Linked DNA regions of Mus musculus: regions 1, 2, 3 and 5 are each linked to region 4. A link is a loop called in an ENCODE intact Hi-C map of the cell type or tissue named here. Cell type or tissue: heart. All regions are shown on one strand.

The links. A loop is a pair of places that touch in the nucleus more often than their neighbours do. Peaks named below come from ENCODE experiments on the same cell type or tissue, not always from the same donor. Only the 100,000 strongest peaks of a DNase experiment are listed, where the experiment ranks them.
Region 1: it touches region 4 in a loop (2.1-fold over the local background); 4 of 42 quality-filtered maps call a loop at or near these places.
Region 2: it touches region 4 in a loop (4-fold over the local background); 18 of 42 quality-filtered maps call a loop at or near these places.
Region 3: a loop joins it to region 4, with 5 times the contacts of the local background. A loop is called at or near these places in 29 of 42 quality-filtered maps.
Region 5: it touches region 4 in a loop (5-fold over the local background); 16 of 42 quality-filtered maps call a loop at or near these places.

The regions. Positions count from the first base shown.
Region 1 is chr1:54,977,554-54,982,553 of GRCm38, forward strand. No RefSeq gene overlaps it. Among named protein-coding and RNA genes, the nearest start is that of Sf3b1, 47 kb to the right of the region's middle. In heart, a CTCF peak has its summit at 1,890; no DNase peak of the experiment used is centred here.
Region 2 is chr1:54,664,091-54,669,090 of GRCm38, forward strand. Ankrd44 (ankyrin repeat domain 44) reads right to left here. Exons shown (of 28, transcript NM_001081433.3): 18 at 3,282-3,483. Among named protein-coding and RNA genes, the nearest start is that of 4930444A19Rik, 15 kb to the right of the region's middle. In heart, a CTCF peak has its summit at 2,083 (motif pointing right); no DNase peak of the experiment used is centred here.
Region 3 is chr1:54,832,931-54,837,930 of GRCm38, forward strand. All of the region lies in intron 1 of Ankrd44 (ankyrin repeat domain 44), which reads right to left. Among named protein-coding and RNA genes, the nearest start is that of Ankrd44, 91 kb to the right of the region's middle. In heart, no CTCF peak of the experiment used is centred here; DNase peaks (open chromatin) are centred at 2,931 and 4,921.
Region 4 is chr1:54,923,914-54,928,913 of GRCm38, forward strand. Ankrd44 (ankyrin repeat domain 44) reads right to left here and starts at 2,474. Exons shown (of 28, transcript NM_001081433.3): 1 at 2,227-2,474. The coding sequence starts at 2,253. In heart, a CTCF peak has its summit at 2,558; DNase peaks (open chromatin) are centred at 1,768 and 2,498; H3K4me3 peaks cover 2,633 bases; H3K27ac peaks cover 1,598 bases.
Region 5 is chr1:54,754,635-54,759,634 of GRCm38, forward strand. All of the region lies in intron 8 of Ankrd44 (ankyrin repeat domain 44), which reads right to left. The region is part of intron 3 of 4930444A19Rik (a long non-coding RNA gene); the gene reads left to right. Among named protein-coding and RNA genes, the nearest start is that of 4930444A19Rik, 76 kb to the left of the region's middle. In heart, a CTCF peak has its summit at 1,291; no DNase peak of the experiment used is centred here.

The DNA.
Region 1 (5,000 bases), 54 kb after region 4:
TCACGAGTCCTTGGTCCAGTACCCAGAAATCATGAAATGTTTAGTTTGACCTCTCTTCCAGAGGAATTTTAATATAACCACCAAACTCATAACCACACTCATTCTGATAAATAAAACAATTCAAAGTAAATAAAGCAATCTAAGCAAATATTAACTGATGAGACTGTGTTCTGCTTTCTCCTGCCCTGCCCTTCGTGAGATCAAGGCCTGCATTACTTATTTAATATCTCTGTCTACTTAACATATAAACCTGTTTTCAGGCTCTCTCTTATATAATTCTCAAGGCCTAAATTTCTACTGTCTGAGATAGGCTAGGCGACCTACCCCCTGCCTTTGATCTAATTTTGTTGTTGTTTTGAGACAGGGTTTCTTTGTGTAGACCTGGCTGTCCTGGAACTCACTCTGTAGACCAGGCTGGCCTCAAACTCAGAAATCCGCCTGCACTGCCTCCCAAGTGCTGGGATTAAAGGAGTGTGCCACCATTGCCTGGCTTTTTTTTTTTTTAAGATTTATTTATTTATTATATGTAAATACACTGTAGCTATTTTCAGATACACCAGAAGAAGGCATCAGTTCTTGTTACAGATGGTTGTGAGCCACCATGTAGTTGCTGGGATTTGAACTCAGGATCTTCAGAAGAGCAGTCAGTGCTCTTAACCGCTAAGCCACCTCTCCAGCCTGATCTAATTTTTAAAGATCCAATGCCTCAATATTTTTATTTCTCTGTAAGTAACTTCAATTAAATTCCCGCTACTTACTATATAAGCCTATTTCCAGGCTTTATTTTTTGTCATATTAGGCAAAGAAATCCCAAGAATCCCATGAGTAGTCCACGTTCAAAGATAAATTGTCCTGGCAAGATTTTTATAGATCTTTAAGGCATCTGCTCACTCATTCTCCCTAACTTCTCTCTTCTGTGGAGCTTAATGTTTGCTGGATCTACCAACTGGCTCTCTACCTCTCCTCTTAAACTATATCAGTTCTGAACTGCAGGAAGAAACCCTCATGTGCTTCTGGCAAAATCTGTATTCCCTTGTATCCTCAAAAACTATTAAATCAAAATTTAAAAATGCATCCTTTGATTACTTGCTTGTAGGAAATAGGCAGGTTTTGTCTGTCTCTCTCTCTCTCTCACTGCCTTCCTCCTGACTACACAGCATATACATCATACCTGCTGCCAAAATACTCATCCATGTAAAATACAAATAAATATTTTTAATTTTTAAATCAATATACAGCAAAAAGGGGACCTTTATCCTGAAAGAAGCAGAGTGAAATGTTGGGGAAAAAAACAAAAAACATCAGCTCTTGGAGCCAAACAGCTCACGTGTGAATCCGGGCTCCCTCGCCTAAAAGGTGTGTGATGTTGTCTGTTCTTGTTTTGTTTTGTTTTTCGAGACAGGGTTTCTCTGTGTAGCCCTAACTGTCCTGGAACTCACTCTGTAGACTAGGCTGACCTCAAACTCAGAAATCCGCCTGCCTCTGCCTCCCAAGTGCTGGGATTAAAGGCGTGCAACACCACTGCCCGACTTGTTGTGTGGTTCTTGAGGGCTTCAGTCACATTGGCTCTAGGCACAGAATATTACCAGTTACTGTTTGAGTTTGAAGGTTTATAAATTATGGTCAAATGGTGGCAAAAAAAAAAAGCACTCAATTTTAAAATACTTTTGTAATAAATGAGAGAAATGCTTGTTTACATTATTTTAAACAGCCTTTGTCTTTTAAAACATACATCAAGTAATTGTAAATATTCATTTAATAAAAATATACCCTTCCTAGCAGCCTTTATTCATCCATAAGGCTTGTCAGATTTCTAGGACTGTTCTCTTTTCAAATTACTCAAAGTGGGAAGTCTGTTTTCCTGGGCTTTGCTGCCCCCTTTCAGAAACTAAGTATACTACAGAAATCAGAATGTTTTGAACAAAGCTCTTCACAGTGAACTTTCACCCCTTGTGAGTTACCACCAAAGAGTTGTTTGCTTGAAAATATGTCTGCCCACTCTCATGCTTCTAATTTCTTGCACAGTTCTTGGCATCAACAATCTGTCTTGAAATAATTCAGGGGTCAGCTTTCAGATTGAGTCCCTTGGCACAGGTGCCATGGACAGGAGGATAAGCAGGGAGTCCTCCATGCTCTGTTGATATACACAGTCCACCTGAGTGAAGAGAAACCTGAGTGCAGAGTGAGGGGCAGTATGGATCGTGGGTGCTGCCATATCTTAAAAGGCTGGACCACACAGTCAAAGAAGCTTGTTGTCAAAGAACTGGCAGGAGCCAGTCAGGTGAAGAGGACCCATGAACCTTGGCATATGCCAAGGCAGGGCAGCCAGTTCAGGTAACAGCAAGAGAGGAACTGAGTTGGGCATGGTAGTGCACACCTATAATGCCAGTGCTAGAGGACTGAGGCAGAAGGATTTCCAGTTTGAAGTCAGTTGGGGCTACCTGGTAAAACCTCATCTCAAAACAGAGCATGTGTGGTCATACATGAGGTCACTGTTTCAGTCCCTGGGTTGGGTATTTTTAAAATAACTATTCTACAAGACTAAGACCAAAACTCAATTTCAGCACTTAAAATCCTGGCATACTAAATGTATCCATTGGTGATATCAGCTAGGAGTCAAGCCAGTGCCAGCTGACTACATGCCGCTTCCCAACCTCCCAGAGCCCTTTCTCCTCCAGACAGCAGGAATAAATGTCTACTTCCGAAGGCCGCTGTGAAAAGTAAATAAGCAATGGATATTTGTTCATAAATTACAAAGCATTGTCTTAGTCAAGGTATCTATTCCTGAACAAAACATCATGACCAAGAACCAAGTTGGGGAAGAAAGGGTTTATTCAGCTTACACCTCCAAAACACTGTTCATTACTAAAGGAAGTCAGGACTGAAACTCAATCAGGTCAAGAAGCAGGAGCTGATGCAGAGGCCATGGAAGGATTTTTTTTTTTTTTTACTGACTTGCTAAGCTTGCTTTCTTATAGAACCAAAGACTACCAGCCCAGCGATGGTACCACCCACAAGGGGCCCTCCCTGCTTGATCACTAATTGAGAAAATGCCTTGCAGCTGGATCTCATGGAGGCATTTCCCCAACTGAAGCTCCTTTTTTCTGTGATAACTCCAGCCCGTGTCAAGTTGACACACAAAACCAGCCAGTAAAACTGACCCCTTGTCAACTTCACAAACACATCACTATTAGGCCTCAACCCTTACTTTCGTATTCATTCCCAAGATCTAAATAACATTATAAGTCCCACAGTCTTGCATATTAAAAGTCCCATCCCTTTAAAATATCTTTTAAAATCCAAAGTCTTTTTAAAATTAGAAGTCTCTTAACTGTGGGCTCCACTAAATTACTTTCTTCAAGAGGGAAAAATATCAGGGCACAGTCACAACCAAAAGCAGACACCAACCATCCAATTCTGGAATCCAACTCACAATCTGGGCTCCTCCAAGAGCTTAGGTCATGTCTCCAGCCCTGCCCTTTGTAGCACACACATTGTCTTCTAGGCTCCAGCTGCATGTACTCCACTGTGGCTGCTGTTCTTGGTGGTCATCTCATGGTACTGGCATCTCCAAAACACTCCATGACCCCTTCAGTCCTGGGCCATCAATTGCAACTGAGGCTGCACTTTCACCAATGGCCTTCCATGGCCTCTCACAGTGCCGAGCCTCAGCTGCTCTGCATGACCCCTTCATGCCTTCAAAACCAGTACTACCTGGGTGACTCTTACACATTACCAAGTCCTGCTGCAGCAGGAGTACAACCTTGGCTATTTCTGGAACACAGCTTCTTTGTGCTCTCAGAAAACACTTCCCAGAAGATGTCAGCTCAATGATGCTGGTCTCTTCTTAATCACCGCTAATTTCTTAGCTCCAGCTAACCAGCATCAATAGTCTCAGTAATGCAAAGGTTTCACTTTAGTGGTTCTGGTTAATCACAGCTGATTCTTCAGCCTCAGCTAACCAGAACCACAAAATCTTAACAATCAAATAGCAACAGCCCTGATAAGAGTCTTTAATCTTCCCTCTGGATCTTCACAAGCCAGACCTCCATCTTCATCTTCTGCACTGTTCTCAACATTATCTTCCAAGCTCCTACACAATATCCCACAGAGCTCTTAACACTGGATGGACCTTCTAGCCCATTCCAAAGTCCAAAGCCCTTCCACGGCCCTCCCCAAAACATGATCAGGTTTGCACAGGAATTCCTCACTATGCTGATACCAATTTGTCTTAGTCAGGGTTTCTATTCCTGGACAAAACATCATGACCAAGAACCAAGTTGGGGAGGAAAGGGTTTATTCAAGCTTACACCTCCAAACTGTTCATCACTATAAAAGTCAGGACTGGAACTCAAGCAGGTCAGAGAGCAGGAGCTGATGCAGAAGCCATGGAGGGATGTTCTTTACTGGCTTGCTTCCCCTGGCTTGCTCAGCCTGCTCTCTTATAGAACCAAAAACTACCAGCCCAGAGATGGTACCACCCACAAGGGGCCCTCCCTGCATCACTAATTGAGAAAATGACCCACAGCTGGATCTCATGGAGGCATTTCCCCAACTGAAGCTCCTTTCTCTGTGATAACTCCAGCCTGTGTCAAATTGGCACACAAAACCAGCCAGTACAAGCATTAATCGTATGGAAGCCATGCTGCTGCTTATAAAATAGTTTTTTAAAATGTTTCCTTTAAGCATAAAGATCCTAACTATGATGACCTCTTTGGCTTTTTCAAAGTGGTCTCTCCTCAAACCATAAAGTCTCCTTCATCACAATAGAAACAATAAATAGAATAAAAAATAAGATTATAGCAGGATGCCGGGATATGTATAACACTATCTCAGTACCTCTCCACTTAAGATTGCCACTTACTGAGGAAAAAAATATTATGTCCATTCTATGAATTGAAAAACTGAGATGGGTGCTGGGTGTGGTGGTGCACACCTTTAATCCCAGCACTTGGGAGGCAGAGGCAGGCGGGTTTCTGAGTTCGAGGCCAGTCTGGTCT
Region 2 (5,000 bases), 260 kb before region 4:
CTGCTAATGGACTGTCCTGGCTTCCAGTTCAAGATGGCCCAGGTGGCTCAGGGAAACCCTGTATCCCCCCTTTCTTTTTATCCATACACTTCCATCTTTGCCTTCCCCTTTCTGTTTTCGGAATTTTTTAAGCTCACTGTCCTTTCTTATCTCCCTGTAGAGGGCTGGTAAGTGTCCCCGCCTGCTGTCAGTCCACTCTACTTCCATATAACCATCCTGTGTCTAGCCCATCTCCAGCTCTTTCTAAAAAAGGAGAAGAGAATAGGGATGAGAGGAAGAGAGAGAGAGAGAGAGAGAGAGAGAGAGAGAGAGAGAGAGAGAGAGAGAGAGAGAAACAGAGTGGTGACCACTCTTGTAGATCAGTGAAGTCTAAGTTCCATATTCCACCTACAGTTCTCATTGGTTAGTGGCGGCTGAACATAGAACACCAAAGCAGAAGAGTGAGCATAGCCTGGGTGGTCCCTCTTTACCAGCACGGGAGCTCTGTGGTGGTGGTGATCCTCAAACTGCAGCCTTGCCCTTGCAGGGTCTTAAGAGTGCTGCAGCAGGTGCAGTTGCTGTCCCTTCTCTTCCTGCTGGGTGAGGACCCAGAGATCTTCAGGTCCCTCATTAGGGCTGCTGAGCCTTACCTGCCCCAGCTACCCCGCAGTAGGCAGGAAGTGTCCTGTAACCCCAATGCCGTCTCTGCCTCATGGGGCTGAGGGCGAGTACCAGGGTGTGTGTGCCCTGTGCATAACTGAATGTGCTCCTTTAGGAGGTGGGGCCCCAAAACGGATGCTGGGAAGCAGATCTCATGGGGTGGATGGTAAACTCCTCCTCTATGATAAAGCATGTCCCCTGGTGTCCTGAGGAGAACCTTTGCAAGGCCTTACAGCTGTCAAGGGATCCACTCAGGAGATAAGGTGAGGATGGCTATCCTTAACATGCTGGCCATGGCTTACTCTCTGAGCAATGCACACCCCACAAAGAACACCAGACTTCCCTCGCTCTGGATACAGCGAGAGAACTGAATGGATACAATGAGGTTGTGTTGAGAAAGGTTCCTCTCGGAGCTGTTTTACAGTCATTTTAATTGCTGGCCAGTCATTAAAGAATGGTAATTTAACTTCCACGGTTTTCTGGAACAACGTTTATTAGAATTAGCTCACATTCATGGACACCATTCAAATGCACAGCAGGAACAACGCCATGCTGTTCAGCTCCTTTTCAGCATCCACTGATACATACATACTGGGAGGACATATGATGGATTGGAGTTCCAGGCCACATCCTAGCAAGGCTACCTCTGCTATCATTCTCAAAATTATACAAAAGCCTGTTATCTTGTTGAAATTTGCAGGGAGTTTAATGTATCCCCAAAAGGAAAAGATTGGCATAGGGCTGACAGCTAAATCCTCTCATCAATGGCTCAAGGAATGGAATCAACAGGACTTGGCTTTTCTTTCTGTATCAATTTGATATATTTGATATTCTTTAATGCTCACAATCATTCCAAGGACATTTCAATTTTGGCTAAACATAAGAAAAAAACCATCTCGGTTCACATTGGTCAACCGGTGCGCCACAAGTCATCTCCAGAGAGGCTTTTGTTCTTTGCTTAGCTGTCTGAATTGAGCTCACAGCCCTAAGGAAAACTTAGGGACCCCCCTCCCCAACACACACAAGAGTAGCAACCTCAGTTCTCCTTGGGTTCCCATGTACTGTATCCCCGCCCCCTAATGCCTTCTAGAAGAAAGATATTAGCATTGTTAGCTGTCCCCTGCCAGATCCAGCTCTCTGGGAGACTGGGTCAGTCTCTGACAGCCGTTTTTGACACTGCTCAAAGCCACAACTGTCAGTGTTTATCTGTGCTAAAACCTCCAGTGTTCATTCTGGCTGCCCCTCCTCACAGCACTGAGGGTCTCGACCAAAGGAACAGGCTTCCAAGTGAACTGAAAAAGAAAAAATCCAGCTAAGCTGATCCTCGAATCCCAGGGGGAAGCTTCTGCCCAGCAGACATTTTGTGGAGAACAGTTAAATGACAGCCTGTCTTTTAAATAGATGGCATGAGAGAAATCAAGAGTGAATCTACTTGACCACTAGAGGGAACCCTTGGACCACACCTACATCACAGTGGCAAATGGGTGAGGATGGCCCTTCATTATTCACCAGTTTTGTTTTGTTTTGGTTTGGTTTTTTTTTTTTTGTTTTTTTTTTTAATTTATTCACAAGTTTCAAAGGCAGCCTTCCACAATCGATCCAGGCCATTTGCAATTGTTAGGAATTACATAGTAACAAAGTGAGTTTCTGGCTTAATAATAGGCAACCACTCTTTAAAATGAGTAAATTTGATTTGACAATCATACCAAGGAAAGCATGCCCTAAGAAGCAAAAATACTGGTGGAAACAAAAATGTATAATTGGCCACCCCAGCCATTACTGACCTTTTCCTGGCAATAATTCTTTCTAGACAGTCAGGCAACAGGTAGGCTTCCTCTATTTTTGTATGGTGTGACTTGGAAGTTAAGAGATATAGATAGAAATGTGCTTCTTTTTTTTCTTTACAAATAATTAATTACATTTGTATTTATATTGTCGTGCATTTGTCATGGTAAGCATGTAAAGGCCCAAGGACACCTTGAGGGGAGTCAGTTCTCTCTTCTGCCATGTGGGTCACGTTGATCAAACTCAGGCCGTAGCCTTGCAACAAGAACTTTCACCCCCCACCCCACCCCCTCAGGATCTCATCAGTTCCGACAGAAATGTATCTAACTGTCTAGCATCCCTAGAAAACAGTCAACTAATGAGAATCATGCAAGTCTCTTAGAAATGTGTTCTCATTCCTTCACTTCCTCTACAAGGCCACGCCCACTTTCTGCTCTCTTTTGAAAAATGTCATATTCCATCCTTCTCAAAGGTTACCAGAATGGAATCGTCTGAGCCAAAAGGTACTCGGGCTTTAGCAGGGCCAGAGATTCCCCCAACTTGCCTTCATATATGTGTATATATCCCTTCATATGTAGTGCAGAAACATTCCAGAAAAGCCCCATCCCTTGTTGACTGATGTGCACATGTTAAGGGTTTCTGTTTTGATATCAGATGCGTCAAGGGTCAAAGTGAAAACTGAATAAAGCAGTGTGCAGGTTGATAGAAGGATGTGTTTATTAGCTCCTTGTCTGCTAGCCCCTTTGCAAAACAGTCCTAATGATGCCATTAATGCCTGTGAAGCCACCTTGACACATTTTACCCTTTTATTTAACTCTGTACATGAGTTGTAAAACTCAGGAATACACAAGACCTACCTGAAGCATGAAGTGGAGTTCTTTTGGTGACATTGTCCTTTACAAAGATGGATGCGCCCTGGTTAACAAGTGCCTCCACACATTCTGTGTGTCCCTTGAAAGCAGCTAGGTACAGAGCTGTCCGGCCTTTCTCATCCCTGATGTCCAGGTCCACTAGGGACTGGAGAAGGACCTCCAAGGCTTGGTGATGCCCATTGTATGCCTGCAAAAGAGAAAGCCACAAATCGAATCCTTACTTGCCTCAAATCCCACAACAACCCACCTGAGGTGCTGAGCCTCCTGAGTCACAAACTCCAAAGATCCCCTTGTAACAACACTTGGGATGGAATCTAAAGCCCACACACTGAGGTTAGGCAGAAACACTAGTTCATGAACCTCTGGTTGCAAGTAAATGCCTTTGTGTTTTTTTTTTCCCTTGTCAACTAATTTGCTCAAAGGCATTACATCCATCAGTATACATTTATTAGATCTACAATCTAAAAATCTAATTTAGACAAATGGCTGTGTGAATTACATGCTCATCTCTCAGGAGAGTCCTAAACAAATCAATGGACACTACAAAAAGATTTTCAGGAATCTTTTCTGTTAATAAAACTAGGGGAAAAATTACTGGAAACATTGGGGACTCTTAATTCAATCTACAAATGCAAATCTTCCCTCACAGCTCATCATGTGACTAACCATGAGGGTGTAGGTGACTTTCTTAATTGTACTTAGAGTTTTGTATCCTCATCTATAAAATGAGAGCAATAAAAGCTGCCTCCTGGGGCTGCCACAAAGATGAAGAGAGATAATTGCAGTGGCTTTGCACAAGATCTGATATGCAATGGAAGCTGTTCTCTTCCCTGTTATTTCTTCCACTGATCATAACGAAGCCACTGAACCAGTTAGGGAAATGCAGGACATGGGCGAGGGCCAAGTTCAGATCTCTTATGAGGTCCTAGGCTATGTAGCACTAAAAACAAGATAGACAGTCTGAGACTTTTAATTTAGTCTACAAAGGGAAAAAATATTAGTCACATGCCTACAATACATAAGCAAAGGATCTTGAAAATAAAAGAGAGTAAGAGGTAAGGTTGTCTAGGGGGAAGTGGGTCAGAGAGATGAGAGAGAAATAGGAAAATTCTGCCTTAGGTGGCTTCAGACGTCCTTTGCCATTTGCAATTTTCTCTGTACTGCTCCTCAAGGATCCATGTATTTGCAAAAGATTTAGCACGAAGGACTATTTTCTTAATATAAAAAGAACTTTTGTAAATGGTTTTGAAAACTAGGAAAGTGTGCAAAAGACCCAAAAATGCAGTTCACAGAGATAACAGAAGTGTAAAATGCCAACAGATATTCAAAACACTATGTAAAATGTTTATAGTGCTATTTTGTAATTACCTGGGCAATGAATGAAGAGTTTGGCCAGGTCCCTAATATCATTAAAACTGTGAGTGGGGAGGAAGACAGGGGAAGCAATCCTAGACACTCTGATGGGCATATAGGTTGCTATGACATTTGCGGAGCGTAATAAGAAAGTGTCCAAAAGAGGTTTTTAAGAAACTACATTGCAGGAAATATATTTAGCATGGCCTCATTTATATAAAAAGAAAATGTATGTGTGTATATTTATATTTGTGTGTACTTCTATAGTCACAGGAAAAATTCAGAAGGATACCAGAGAAACCAATAATAGTGGTCACTTCTAGAACTAAGGGGTATTAAGCTATATGTGTA
Region 3 (5,000 bases), 91 kb before region 4:
GATAGTAATTTGTTATCCTATCAATGTACAGGTGGTATATAAAGGGAAGGAAGGGAATTAAATGGTCCACTTCAGCTTTAAGAAAGTTCTTAGAGAGAAGCAGACACACATACACACACACACACAAACACACACACACACAACCATGAACACACCAAAAAAAAAAAAAAAGGTAAAGTAAATGAAAGAAAAAGATCAAACAGTATTGTTTAAACCCCACTTTTCTACTGAGCCATGAGGGCCCATTGTTTCCGGAACTAGGAAGAGACCATATGGATAAATCCTAGGTTTGAGAGTGTCATTTTCATCATTTGAAAACACAATTAGAGAACAAAGGGATAACTCAATTGGTAAAGTCGATGCCACACAGGCACGAGGACCCGAGTTCAGATCTCCAGCACTCATGAAAAACAGGCACAGTGCTGGAGGCGGGGCACAGAGACGGGGAGATCCACCAAGCCACTGGCCAGCCCACCTAGCTCAATGGAGGAGGTCCATGCCCAGTGAGAAACCCTTCCTCAAAAAATAAGGTGGAGGCCAGTGTGATAGCACAGCTCTGTGAGTTCAAGGTCAACCTGGTCTGCATAGTGAGTTCTCAGACAGCCAGGGCTTCATAACAAAATGAAAATAATGAGGTGGAGAGTGATAAGGAAATCACTGGACATCGACCTCTGTCCTCCACAGGCACTTGCCTCCACACATACAAACATGAGCACATACATGCACCACACATCAACATAGAAACAACAACAACAACAAAAAAAAAACACAATTCAATCCTTCTCTCAATTCTGCCATCCAATTAAGAACAAAGTCCGGGGCTGGAGAAGGTGCTTCATTCTGGGTTCAGTCAGAGCAGCTGGCAGGGGGGGGGAAACAAACTGATAAGCTTGAGTCTAGGGGCGTATCTCCTTGGTAGATTATTAACCTAGCATGCATGAGGGTCTAATCAATATAACGACAACAAAATTCATGTGCTCTATGGAAACCACTAATTAGACTTCTGCTGAGCCCACGTGGCCTTCCTGTGGTTAGCTGCAAGCTTTTTTCAATCTAAGCAGCCTTTGGATGAGAAGCAGGGGAGAGGGGCTCCCTGAGACCAAGACCAAGCCAGGGGTAATAAATCCAAACACATCTAGAAGTTGCCCTAGCATTGTGCTCCACATCCCTGGTGTGCTGCCTGCCTTTCTCTGATGAGATCCTGTGGCTAAAGACCTCAAATGTAAAAAAGCGAGCATCTTGTATTCCGATCAGGAAAGGATGCTGGGATCAATCAATAGCCACTAGCATTGGTATTCCTAAACATCTGCCTATGCTTGAGCATTCTGGGCACAGGGCATCACCGAGGAAGGATGGGGGCATGGTATTGGTACCTAATCGCTGACACACCAATACTCTGGCCACATAAAACCACCAGCTTATGTGAGTAACCTGGAACACTTCACTAAGAAACGGGCAGAGCTTGCATTTTTGCAAAGGGATAATAAAATTTGCTCAAGTCACTTGGTTTAATGAACAGAACGTGCAGTGTTCTCACCAGCAGGCCCAGATATGGGATGTCCAGATATGGGATGTCCAGATATGGGATGTCCAGATATGGGATGTCCAGATATGGGATGTCCAGATATGGGATGTCCAGATATGGGATGTCCAGATATGGGATGTCCAGATATGGGATGTCCAGATATGGGATGTCCAGATATGGGATGTCCAGATATGGGATGTCCAGATATGTGATGTCCAGATATGGGATGCCCAGATATGTGATGTCCAGATATGGGATGTCCAGATATGGGATGTCCAGATATGGGATGTCCAGATATGGGATGTCCAGATATGGGCTCTGTTGAGTGCTTCCCGACTGTAGATCATCTTACCTGGGGAGCTCCCCCCATCATAAGATGATGATGATCATGAAAATCAAAGCTGTCTCCCTAAGTACTGTAAGACCCAGACGGAATACACTCAGTCCTTATGAGCATAATTCGTAATTATGGAGTGAGGCAGTCAGCGTTTGAAAACGGCTCTCAGCTGGGTGTGGTGGCTCACACTGGGAACCCGGTACTTGGGTTATGCAGGGAGGTGGGAGGAGAAGATCATGAGTTTCAGATCAGTGTGGAAAGCAGCAAGTACCCATCTCTTAATTAATAATTAATTAATTAGGAAAGGCTGGACTCAGTAAAAGGATAACTTCATCATCAGAACCCACATTTGTAAAAGAAAGAAAGAAAAAAAAAGCAAGTCCTGATGAGTCACCATTGTCACCCCAGTGCTTAGGCCAGAGCTTAGCCTGCCTCATCTACTCAGAGAGCTCCAAGACCCTGTTTCTGGAAAAAAAAAAAAAAAAAAAAGAGGGGGAGAGACAGTGCTTGAGGAATGGTACCAACATCATCCTTTAGTCTATGCCCTCGTACACACATAAACACATACACACATACACACACATAGGCACATACACCCACATGTGCACACACATACACACTTATACACACATGCACATACACATATACATATGCGCAAACATACACACATATGCACACACACAGACACACATATAAATGTGAACCCACACACATGAACCACACAGGAAGGAAGGAAAGAAGGGAGGGAGGGAATGTGGAGAGAAAGAGTTTCTATGGCACATGTTACAAAGTCAGTGTTTATAATATTTCCAGGTATTTACCAGAAAGAAAAAGAAAATACATAAAATCCCAAGTTATAGTAAGAAGTCCTCTACTTAAGTAGAATGAAAAATGAAGCATGTTTAATCAGAAACTGGGTAAATTATCACCTAACCTCTTCAAAATGGAAACAACACAGAGGCAGCGGCTCGGCAGTGGGTTCTGAGGACCAAGTCCCAAGCTGGGGGACAGTCACATGCTTTGCTGCTCCTCTGCTCTCCTGATGCTCCTCCACTCTGCTCTGCTCTCTAAGGACACTCATCTTCCCCAGAGGACAGACAGCCCAAGATAACATGAAGTCCAGATACGTCAACTCTCCTACTAGCTACTGAAGAACATGAAAGGAGAAGCTGGGCAAAAAGAAATGTTGAAACCACAGATCAGTTAAACTGAACCCTGAGGCAAGACTGATTTTCCTGACCGATGATTGCTCTTTTACCACAGTAGGGAGACTGCTGCTGTAAAGCCAGTTGACTGGGAGTCTCCCAAGCAGAGTCTCCTCATCTCTAAGATGAGCTAATAGTAGCCATTTTACAAGACACACTCGACAACTGCATACAAGGCCAGAGGCCTAGTGTTCCCGCCATGAAGTCAAGGGTCCTTTCTGATTTGGAGGTAAAAAGCTCAAATGTTTTTACAGTGAGTTTCCTTGTGACCATCCTACAAACTGGATGAATAGATTTCCTCTAAGACTGTAGAGTAAGAGCTAGTGAGATGGCTGAGTGGGTAAAAAGGCTTGCCAGGCAAGCCAGAAGACCTGAATTTGAGTTTAATCCCTGGAATCCGTGACTGAAGGACTCCCAAAGCTGTTCTCTGATTTCCATGCACATATATACATACACACACACAATGATAAGAATTTTATTGTACACATTTATATGTAATGTTATATATTATGTTATTAATATACTCTACATTTCATATAATATATAATGTTATTATGATATACTATTATTATTATTATTAAGTAAAATAATACAACTGTAGGACAACCATCAGATTAGGGCCCTAATCCATGCAACAGCAGCTCTGAGGCAGAAGGGCTGCCCCTGCTAGGAGAGAGCAGAAATCCAACAGCCTGAATTCATCTCAGCTGCACTGGAAAAACCTCAAGAATATCACACAGCTCTTCTGTATGAACTCTAACTCAAAAAGCCACATAATAGAAACTTACTAACAAAATACACCACCTCTCTTTGACCAAGCTGTGTCATAGTGCACAGATGATTATGAGCAAAGAATATTACATACATGCATGAAAATGGTGGGCCCATTCTTTTATAGATTTAACATATGCTGACTTTGAAATGTGCTGTGTATTTATTTATCCCTGCTTGATAGAACTGGGAACTGATCTTACTGCTGAAGGTTAGCAAACAAACGTGTAGTTAGGCCGCCTTTGGTGATCTCTTGGTTACAGAGGAAATGACCTCCCTGTTTGGACCTCTGAAGAGTCAAACAGTTTATCTGCGAGTGAGAACTGAATCGAAAGATTTATGATCTCCTAATGCTGCCCAGTCAGAGGCTTCTCTCACAGGCCACGCAAATGAGGCATGAATGACGTAATAGCTATGATAGCCTAAGACCAATCCAGCCTCAGTTTCTACATACTCCCATCTTGTTTTACTTTTATTTTTGCTTGGGGGTGTTAATTTGTTTTTTGAGACAAGACCTTGCTACATATAACTCAGGCTGGTCTAGAACTTACTATGTAACCCAGGTTGGCCTACTGCTCTCAATAGAACTCTTACATACTATGATTATGGGTGTGAGCCACTGTGCCCAAATACTAAATACCTAGTAGCCTACAAAGCATTACCAAATGGAGGATACAGTCTCTATGATGCATGGATAGTCACACTACACAGTAGTACAGATTTTATTTCTTTTTTGTGGGGGTAGTGTGAGACAAGGTTTATTTGTGTAGCCTTGGCTATCCTAGAACTAGTTCTGTAGACCAGGCTAGCCTCAAACTCACAGAGATCTGCCTGCCCCTGCCCCTGCCCCTGCCTCCCGAATGCTGGGATTAAAGGCATGTATCCACTACCACCAAACCTGATATGACTACTCTTTAAAAGCTAACACTGAAACACAATGTCAGAAAACAAAATAGAGGAAGGGAGACTTTTGAGGATATGTGTCACCAAAAAGCTGGAGAGCAGGCTGTAAGGTGAGGTCTGTGACGGGTGGGCTAAGAATAGAGCTCTCAAAGGAATTGGGTGGAAGAGTAAGTGGCTGGCCGGGAGAAGCACTGAGCCAGCAAAAGGAGTTCTAACCTAATCTTCGGACAAACAGGAACTCAGGTCTTGAGCAAGAGAA
Region 4 (5,000 bases):
GAAGGATGAGGAGATGGTCACAGCATCCCTGGGGAGAGAGCAAGCTGATCCACCTCAAGCTGAAGCAGGGATTCCATGCAGGTGCCTCCCCACCCACAGTGATGGGGCAAAGCTCTTCTGGGAGGAGTTTAATCCACAGGTTGTTAGCATGAGTAGCTGAGGTTAAAAGCCAACTTCTAAGAAGTAAGATTCAAACAAAAAGTAAGACTATATAAGGCAAGAAGAACACACTTCCTGGACCTAAAGAAACACAGAAACCATCCTTGCTCACCACTGCACCCCACCCCACCCTACCACCACCACACCCCATCTTCCTCTGGCTTTGTCCCAAGATAGACTGGTGGTTTTTAGGTGTTCCTGGATCACAGAACTCCTTGGCTCTTTCTATATGTCAGGAGATGGAGTCAAATGAAGGTTTTACCTCTTTCTCCCCTGATGGCAAGTGAAGTTTACAAACAGAACAAAGCGGGTGTGTTTAGAAAGATTTCCAAAGACAAACATCTTTGAAACCCTTGCTCTGAGAAGCCGGAGAATAACTTTCTGTGCCCCCAAAGCCCAGTGATACCCCCTTCACCAGGGCTGGGGTGTTTGGGGGAAGAAGCTCCTTCATGCCCTGCCTCACCACATCTGCTGAAAGGAAGAAGAGATATCTCAGGGCCTCCAGAGCAGCCTGGGAGGTGGACACCGCCAGCAGACAGCTGAGGCTCCTGAGGAAGACTCTTGCTTTTCCCAGTCAGCTGTTTTACTTAGAAAATAAGGAACTCGGGATAAATGATTAGCATCTTTCTAAGTAAAATTCTACACCGAATGCTTTCCTATGTCTAACATACCAATGCCTACTAGCACCGTGTTGTTCTACTCGACTCTGCAGACTTAGGAATTAACAAAGTAGGGGAATGTGTACCATCATCGTTGACAGGACTCTGGACACAATACAGCATAAGACTTAAAATAAGCAGATGTCTAACAGTTGGCAAAAATTGGAAACAAAGGGTAGAGAAAATCCTAATATCAATTTACAAGCACTTTAAATGCTCAGTAGCCAACGAGGAGGGACAGGTTCACACAATTAACAGCTGCTCTCCCTGCTAAATTTAACAGAGTTTTTAACTCAGTGACTTCTGAACCAAGGCGGGGAGGGGAAGAAAGCGGGGCTGTAAATACTTAAGGAAAGCAAGCTGAAGTAAATTTAATCTAAAGGGGCAAAACAAACCATTGTGGCTCACTACCGCAAAGGTTGCATTTAAGTTGCAGAATATTCTGGCTGAATTCTAACTAGCAAGACGCCAGATGCAACCTATTAAGAAGTTGGAGGTGCTTAATAGAGGGGACTGGCCTGTTTGACACCATGTATCAAAGTCAAGATCGCCTCTTCGCTTACCAGGCCCCCAAAACAATGTTCATTTCAGTGTAGATGCATAAACCGGGACGTTTCCCCCCTTTTCATGTAAAGAATTGTGAGGTTTTGTTTTGTTTTGTTTTGTGTTTCAGGCAATTTAGTTGGACTTCCCGTGTGTGTCAATGTCCAGACCTGTAGCAAAGACTGTCAATCGGATTCAATAAATAATTTCATGGCTTCAAGCTGAACTCTGGGGCTGCCGGGTGTGATGTCTCCGTCAAAAAAGCAACAAAGCTGAGGGGCACCAGCGCCTGCGAGCTCAGCCTGGGACCTGACTCCATCTCCTATTCGGAGACCTGGGCCGAGAGCTCGCGTCTCTCTGCACCCTCAATCCCACATCCCACACCCAGCCCCTGGGCAACTAAAGAGGAAGTCGGGGTGTCCTATCCAACCGATGAAGATAGCCTATTGCACGGGAGCGGGGATCCCGGCCAGTCTCTTGCCTGACGCGGGAGAGGTCTGGGGAAGCGGGGCTGCGAGGCTGAGATCCTCTCTCCCGCCGTCCACCTTCCTCCTCCTGAGCCCACGGGCAGCCTTCCCCCGAGCACCCCCAGGCTGACTGCTCCTGAGTGCACGACGCAGTCCGAGGCTCCCCTCTCCCGGTGCGGCTGCGACCCGCGTTCCCCGCGTCCGGCGGCCACTCCCGCATCTCGCCGACCCTCTCCGGCCGCGAACGCGCACTTGCGACGGCCCAGGGCGGAGACTGCGCGGGAGCCGAGCCCCGCGGCAGGCCGTGCACGCTCAAAGGCTGCGCGTAAACAGCCCGGGGCGCGCTCCGCTCGCTCGGCGCCCGCCGCGCCCCCTTCTCCGCTCCCCGCCGCCCCTACCTGCTCGCAGAGTTTGAGCACTGCCATTCTTCCTTTCCCGCGCGCGCGCACATACAGCTCTCCGCTCCGCAGATGTCAACGCCGGGAGCCCGGGGACGCGGAAGGGACGGCCCGGGAAAGCTCCAGGAGCTGGGCTCGCGAAGGTGACAGCCCCGCCACTGCTCGGCCGCCGCCGCCTGCCTCTCAGAGCCCAGCCCCGGCTCGCGGGAGTCGCAGCCCGGCCCGCCCGCCTTTATACAGGAAGTGCCGGCCGCTGCCAGCCGGGCCGCCACTGACATCACCGCGCGCTGCCTCGCGCCGCCCGGGCCGACGCTGCCTCCTGCCGCCCGCGGCGGCTCCTCGCAGCCCTCGGCCCCGGCGCCCTCCCACACCTGCACCCCGCTCCGCCAGGAGCCAGCCGAAAGGGGAGGGGGCCTGACGCTGACCCTCCCCAGCAATCCCACCCACGCGCACGCCACCGATGGGCAATCCCTCGCCGACACACCCCAGGGGTCCAGAAAGCTTGCTACTCACAGGCCACCAACTTTCACCCTGCAGACTGTGTCACACCCCCTTTCCCTAAACCTCTTCCCTAATCAGATTGCTCCGGCGCTCCGAATTTCTGCCACCTAGGCGCTGGGCTGACAGTCTCTTTGTTTAATATAAGGAGGCCATGGATGCGTTGTTGAGTCCAGGGTTTCTCTAAACATATAGCGGTGGGAACGGGAGCTGTGACCCTCCGGTCACCTCCTAGTTAAACCACACACTACCCTAACTTGGTAGCCTAGGCTTGGGACTGAAGGTGAAACTGAGTAGGAAAAAAAGAGTCCTACTAAATTACTGCATTAAATAAGTCCTAGCTGATTTATTCCTACAAGAGTAAGTTGCATGCTGCCCACTTTCCACCCTACACACACAGAAGACAGCTGTCCGACAGATTAGGCTTCTAATACAGAGGTAGCAATCCGTAGTAAGTGTTGGTATTTCTGCGATCTGGAAAAGCACTTATAAATTCCGGCAGTGACTGGGCATGGAGAGAAATGGAGCATAAGCAGGTAAGATATTCTGCTGGCTAGTTTTTACCTCTACTTGACACGGGCTACAGTCATTTGAGAAGAGGGAGCCTCAGGTTTGTTTGTTTGTTTGTTTGTTTGTTTGTTTGTTTTTTAAAAAGGCTCCCACCAGATTGACCCGTGAGCAAGCTGGTAGGGGCATTAAGAAAATTAATTAAGAAAAACTGATGATTAATGTGGTCGGGGTCAGCTCTCTGTGAGTTGTGTCACCCTGGGTAGGGGTAATCTTGGGTGTATAATAAAGCAGACTGAGCAAGCCATGAGCACCAAGCCAGTAAGCAGCACTTCTTCCTGGCATGTGCTTCAGTTCCTGCTTCCAGGTTCCTGCCTTGCGTTACTGCCCTGTCTTCCTTCAGTGATGAACTGTGATGTGGAAGCGGAAGTACAAACAAATTCTTTCTTCCTCAAGTTGTTTTTGGTCACTTTTCCTTTTTTTGTCACACTAGAGCCCGTAAGTAAGACAGGTGCCTACTCTCAAAGGGCACTCATATAAACCAGATAGGCATTGCAGATTAATATAATTCCAAACCGAAATAAAGGATCATAAGGAGAAGTATTTAGGAAGCAAAAGACCAGACTAAGCTGGGCGTGGTGGCGCATGCCTTTAATCCCAGCACTCGGGAGACAGAGGCAGGCAGATTTCTGAGCTCGAGGCCAGCCTGGTCTACAAAGTGAGTTCCAGGACAGCCAGGGCTACACAGAGAAACCCTGTCTCAAAAAAACAAAACAAAACAAAACAAACAACAACAAAAAAAAAAGACCAGACTAGACCAGTGGCTAAGGGCAGGCTTCCTGAAAGAGGGGAAAGCTGAGACCTAGAGAAGAAAGTTAAGCAGGGAAGTGAGAGATAGCCCACACCCAAGAAGCCACTGGTACCCCTAGCAGGACCTTCGGGACTGTTGAACAACAAATCAGAACTACAAAGGGCCTGGTTAAGATCAAATGCCTGCCCCACACCTGCCTCTATAGTTCACTCACAAACCAGCTGTAGGTTTCTTCTTCCCCATTGTCAGTGCCTCAACGAAGATCTCATAGGAGAAGGGAGCTCCAGCAGTCAGGTAGCATCCTGGCCTTTATCCTCAACCCACTCTGGCTGGTGAAGCAGCTAAATCCCAAAGCTACTCCTACCTATCCTAGACACTGTGATTCTACTCCTGCAGTAAAGGGGGCCCAAGGAAGCACCATCCAGGGTCTCTGCGGCCACCAGTGAGAAGCAGACACACATACTCCAAAGTTGCTGCTCCTAAGACCCTTCTCGGTGGCTTGCTGCTTGTGTGAAGCACCTCTTCATGCTGCCTTTCATCAACTTACTAGTATCTTACATAGATTTGTAAGCAAATGGACAGGGAATTCCCTGGCTAGATATAAGCATATTTATAAAGAGAGATAAAAAATTATGTACGTTGACAGATTCACTCAAGATCTGCTTTAGGTCACCGTGGACATGCATATGCATGAGTTCTTGAGTCAGAGTCAGTCCCCCTACCCCCCTACCCCCTCTTTTTCTGAGTTAGTCTCTTGCTATAATGCTGGCAATCTGGCCTTGAACTCTCTCTCCTCCTATTTCTACATCCCAAGTGTGAGCCGCCACAGCAGGCTGTAACCCTACCAGACATTTCCTCTCATAGAAATAATTAATAGTGCTTTAGCATTGCCTTCACTTTCCTGAATGGAAATTCAAGCATAACATTATCTACTTACACAAATTTATTTTAAAATTCA
Region 5 (5,000 bases), 170 kb before region 4:
GGTGAGCAGCAGACATGCTGCAGTGGACTGCTGCCTAGTGATGCTCAGTGTGGGGAGAAAACTTGTTAAAGGCATTTTAAACTTCTGATAGGTTTAAACTTATGATGAAAAGTTCCTCTATCTTAAGCGTTTAAGCGTTGCTTTTTAACTTTATTACATTTTACTTAATGTATGTAATGTATATGTGTGTGGATGCATATGCCACCATGTACATATGGAAGTCAGAGTGTAACTTGAGCAAGCCAGTTCTTATCTTCTATCGTGTGGTATCCAAAGTTCTAACTCGGGTCAACAAGCTTAGTGGCGGGAGCCTTTCTTCACTTGTTGAGCCAGCTTACTGTCCTCAGGAATTGTTTTAGATGGTTGTTACTGTTAGTTCCTAAATATCTGTAGAAAACCTTTTTTCAAATTCAGGTTAAAATATAAAGTGACACACATGAGTACTCCATCTTGTGATAAAATCTAAACATCTAGGCTTTAAAGTGGTTTTTAAAGTCCCCAATTGAAAGCAAATAATTGTTAAATAAGTATCTCTTAGAGGAGATCCACCCCTACCCAGGGCTCTAATTTGTGACATGAATTCTGTGCACTAACTCATACCTACTGAGTCTCAGCATCCCCATCATCTCCTCAAGCTTGCACAGTACAACTGTACCGTTAAGAGCCGTGGCTAAGAACCATGCTTTAGACTATGGGTGGTGGTGTGCTGGTTGCTGTTGTTTTGCTGTTTATTTCATTTATTTATTTGCTTTTTAGCTTTATTATATCCTATAAGTATTCCTTTGAAAAAAGGACTGTAGCTACACAAAGTCTCTGCCAACAAAAGATTCGATCACAGTGATAACTACAACCCAATTGAAGAAACAAACAATAAAGTTAAAATTTTTCTCTGGTATATGGGAGGGAAGATATTAGGACCCATATAATATTAATAGAGTCTGAATCAGCAAATATTGAAAAAGGGTAGAAGTAAGACTGACACCTTTTAAAGGAAAAGCCAGTGGGAGAAGAATATTTGTCTACAGTGCTGACCTTGGCACACTCATAGACATTTCAAAAGCCACATAATTCCAGAGTCTGGTCTGGAGTGGAGACAGTTCCAATAACTCTAATACCTGGGGACCACTCTGGAGAAATGAATACACACACACACACACACACACACACACACACACACACACACACACACACACACCAAGTAAGAGGGACAGGGACTATAGTCCAAGACTCATGGACAGTGAAGGTGGGACTTCAGAGTTAACACTGACTTGTCCGTAGGTGGTGCTGTTTCTTTAAATTTTGCTTCAGTATTAGCGCTTAGATTTAATATAAAACTGAAGTAATTATGATTTAATTAAATGTATATAAAGCTATGAATACTTCATGTTTAGGAAATATCTTGATAAATATTGAAGCAGGCACTTTCCCATGCTTGGAAAAGAGTTTGAAGTCTCTACTGAGGATTCCTCAGTTGGTAGCTGTATATAGTGCAGCTGCGAGCCAGGGCAGGCGCAGGCAATTACTAGCATATAGATTGCAAAGTCAGTCCTGAGTGGAAGACAGCAACCACCACGCTCTACCCAATGGGAGTGTCTGGGCTTTTGGTATAGGGACAGAGAAGCAGGAATGACCACAGCTGATACAATGCAGAGCTGGGCTGCCTGGTGCCGATGGCGCTCATCTCAGATCTATCCCTGCAGACTTGGCTTTGTTCGCCTACTCAGGGGTCTGGGTCATAACCAACTGTCCTCGGCTTCATGGCTGCCATTTGGAGGCCGCTGTGCTTACATGGTACGGATGTAGGGAGTATTCATTCTTTCAAAAAAATAAAAAATAAAAACCTGACAACCAAGGACATTCAAAAGGCAGTCAATGTTCCTTCTTAAGTCTTTAACATTTAGAACTCAGTATTCAAGCTGAAAGTAGAAACCCTGCTACATTTCCCTTTCTGCCTCTTCAGCCTGGGACCTGTGGTTGCTACTGTCCCCAGTACTTTGGACCAGGGCAATACTGCCTGTGTACCCGGGACAATTGTGCTCAATCCTTCTATTTGTTCAAGGCTTTGCTTTTATGGAAAAGAAATACTTTTATTAATTCCTAATATCCCTCCAATTTCTTGTGTATATTATTCCCATCAGATTTAAGACATTGGATTTTGTATTTTGAGACTTCACTTGATTAAACAAGAACCCCTTTTGTTAAGTATGGTCAAGTCCTGAGCCGTAAGAGGAAATTAGCAAGAATTATGATAACTGTGTGACAAATACTAGTACTTCATGTAGAGTAGAACCCAACACGTTCTTGAACTAAATAGAATATATAAGTTGTCTTGCCCATCACGTTCCTTGGGAGCCCATTCAGCCTTTCTTCTATACATAATGCATTCTGGGTTCATTCTCACACATCCCAAGCTTCCTCCCTCAATGGCACTGCGACTCTCTGGAGACACGACATGCTCTGTGGCATGTGGCATCCTAGAGTCACAGGAGTCAGTGCCCCATCTCAAGACAATAAGGTTGCTATGGGATCACACTAAGTCAGGATAGGGGCGTCATTATGTGAACTCAGTTACCCACGAGTGAATCCTAAGTCAGTAGGAGAGTATCTGAAAGCTGACTGGGAAAAGCCACGTGTAGTTCAGCTTGTTCTGTTTTTAACGATTCAAATACAAAATATGACACGTGTGGACTCAAATGTTCACTTTTTCTTTCCTTCCTTCCTTTCTTTACTTCCTCTCCCAAACTCCAAGGCTATGCTTCTTCTGCCGCTTCCTTCTGCCTGTTCCAGTTTGTGATAAATTCCATTTTACAAATTAGCCCCAGAACATACAGATAAGAGAACTGACACACTCAGCAGATATATGGCAGGATCCAGTCTCCTAGCTATAAATGTTCCAAAGGTCCACAGGCAGCAAGTGAACCAGACTAAATGTTAGTGACCAGGAATTGAGCAATGTGGCTGCAGCTATCTGAGATGTTTTCTATCTTTTCCACTGTGGCTTTGTATATAGTACATTCTTGAAGTCTGACTGTTGGGGGAGAGAAGCATTGAGATACTATAGAACTTATAATCTGTAATAGAGAAGAAAAATTACACATTTTTTCTTAATTGCAAATTACAAGGGAATCTTCAATAGAGTTTTATATAAAACAACATGCCTTTATTATTTTACCGAGGTTCAATAGTGAAAGGCCAAAGCTTAGGGAGATGAGATGAAGCTAGTGGAACAGGGACTGTGCCGTGCACATGGAACATACACCGTCTCCCTTTTCCACCACTCTACCGCTCATAAAGACGTCACTCAGGGTTCCATAAGTGTGGCGGAAACCCAAGTGAACACTGATGGGTGCTGGCTGCATTTCAATATGCTGTTTCTCTTAAACTTGAAAAAAAATCTTAAAAAAAAAAACCCAAACTGTCTAATAATATCCACATGCATTTTCAAAATCTAAAAGCAACATAGTACAACTTTAACTAGAAATCTACATACTGACAGGAAGACTATATTTAAGGGAAGGTGGTGGGCTCATTTAGAATGTACACTGAACCTTAAAGGAGGATCTGATGGTCACACACTCAGACCAGATAGACAGGAGATAAAGAGAGGCTGGGAAAGGTTAGATGTGCATTCAAAACCCCTCTACAGAAAGTAGATACAGTTAAACCCATCTATGGTTTTTAAGATGCCATTTCTTGCATCCTATTTATGATTAATGATCTATAAGAAAAATTAAGCATCAATGCTAAGTATATATTATTTATTCTAATGTATATGTACATGTGTGCCTAAGTGCATATATGTGCACTATATGTGTGTGTGCAGGTACCTACAGATACCAGAAGATGACATTAGAAACTCTGAAACTGGAGTCATAGGTGGCTTTAAACCCCCTGGATTTAGTTACTGGGAATCAAAACCAAGTCCTTTGTAGGAGTGTCAAGAACTATTGACTGCTGAGCCATTTCTCCAGCCCCTCTGGTCTATGGTAAAGGAGATAAGCTGACCATGTAACAAGTCCATTATCTGATTTGAACTGAGTACTGGGTAGCCAACTGGAAGAAGCAGGCAGGCATGGCAGGAGGCGGCATATCTGGGCATCAGACACAGCAAGAGCACTAAGATGCATTTTGCAAGGTATGGGGAATATCAGACAACCTGTGAGTTAACGAAGTGGAGGGTCACAAAGATGATGCCTTTATCCAATGCCCATCCTCCACCTTAGTCTGAAAGAACCCACAGATGCCCACAGGCCCGTTGTGAGCTTGTTTCTCCCCATGACTACCAGACTCTGTAAATTCTACCCCACACAAAAACTCTTTGTCACTTTGGTTTGTGTCTCCTTGGTCTCTCCCTTGCTTTAAGGCCTTCTCACCTCTCCCTGAGACCCTGCACGGGCTCCGTATATAGAATGTGGAGCTCTGAAACACTCTTCACTGGTTCTATTTTTCCCTTTCTGCATCCCTCAGACCTTCGTGAAGATATCACACTCCCTTCAGTTCTTTCTTCCCTTTCCTATCTCTTTCTCATCCTTGCTCTGTATCTTCCTTCTCCCAACCCTAAGGGTCAAGAGCTCCTTCAGACTTCCCTCAGCTTCTCCAGTCATGCTGTTATATACTCTCTCCGCAGATGACAACGGCCCCTTCCTGTCATCTTTATGTGACTGAAGCAACCTAAGTCCTATTTTTTCATATCCTTTACTGTTCTATGCTATAACATGACATTTTCCACTACTGTGTCCTCAACCTGGCTCAACATGAGGTTCTCAAAATTTAAATGCAGAACCTGTGAGATGATGGTTCAGTGGGTAAGGAAGGGTGCTCACTTCCAAGCCAGGGTACTCAAGTTCAATTCCCATAACCCACCTAATACAAGAAGAGAACTAACTCCTGCAGATTGTCCTCTGACCTCCACATGGGCGTGTGCTATGGCATAAACACTGTACCCACACACAAAATAAAAAGAGTCAGCTTGCTTCCTATGCCTACCCTTGCTCCTGGCA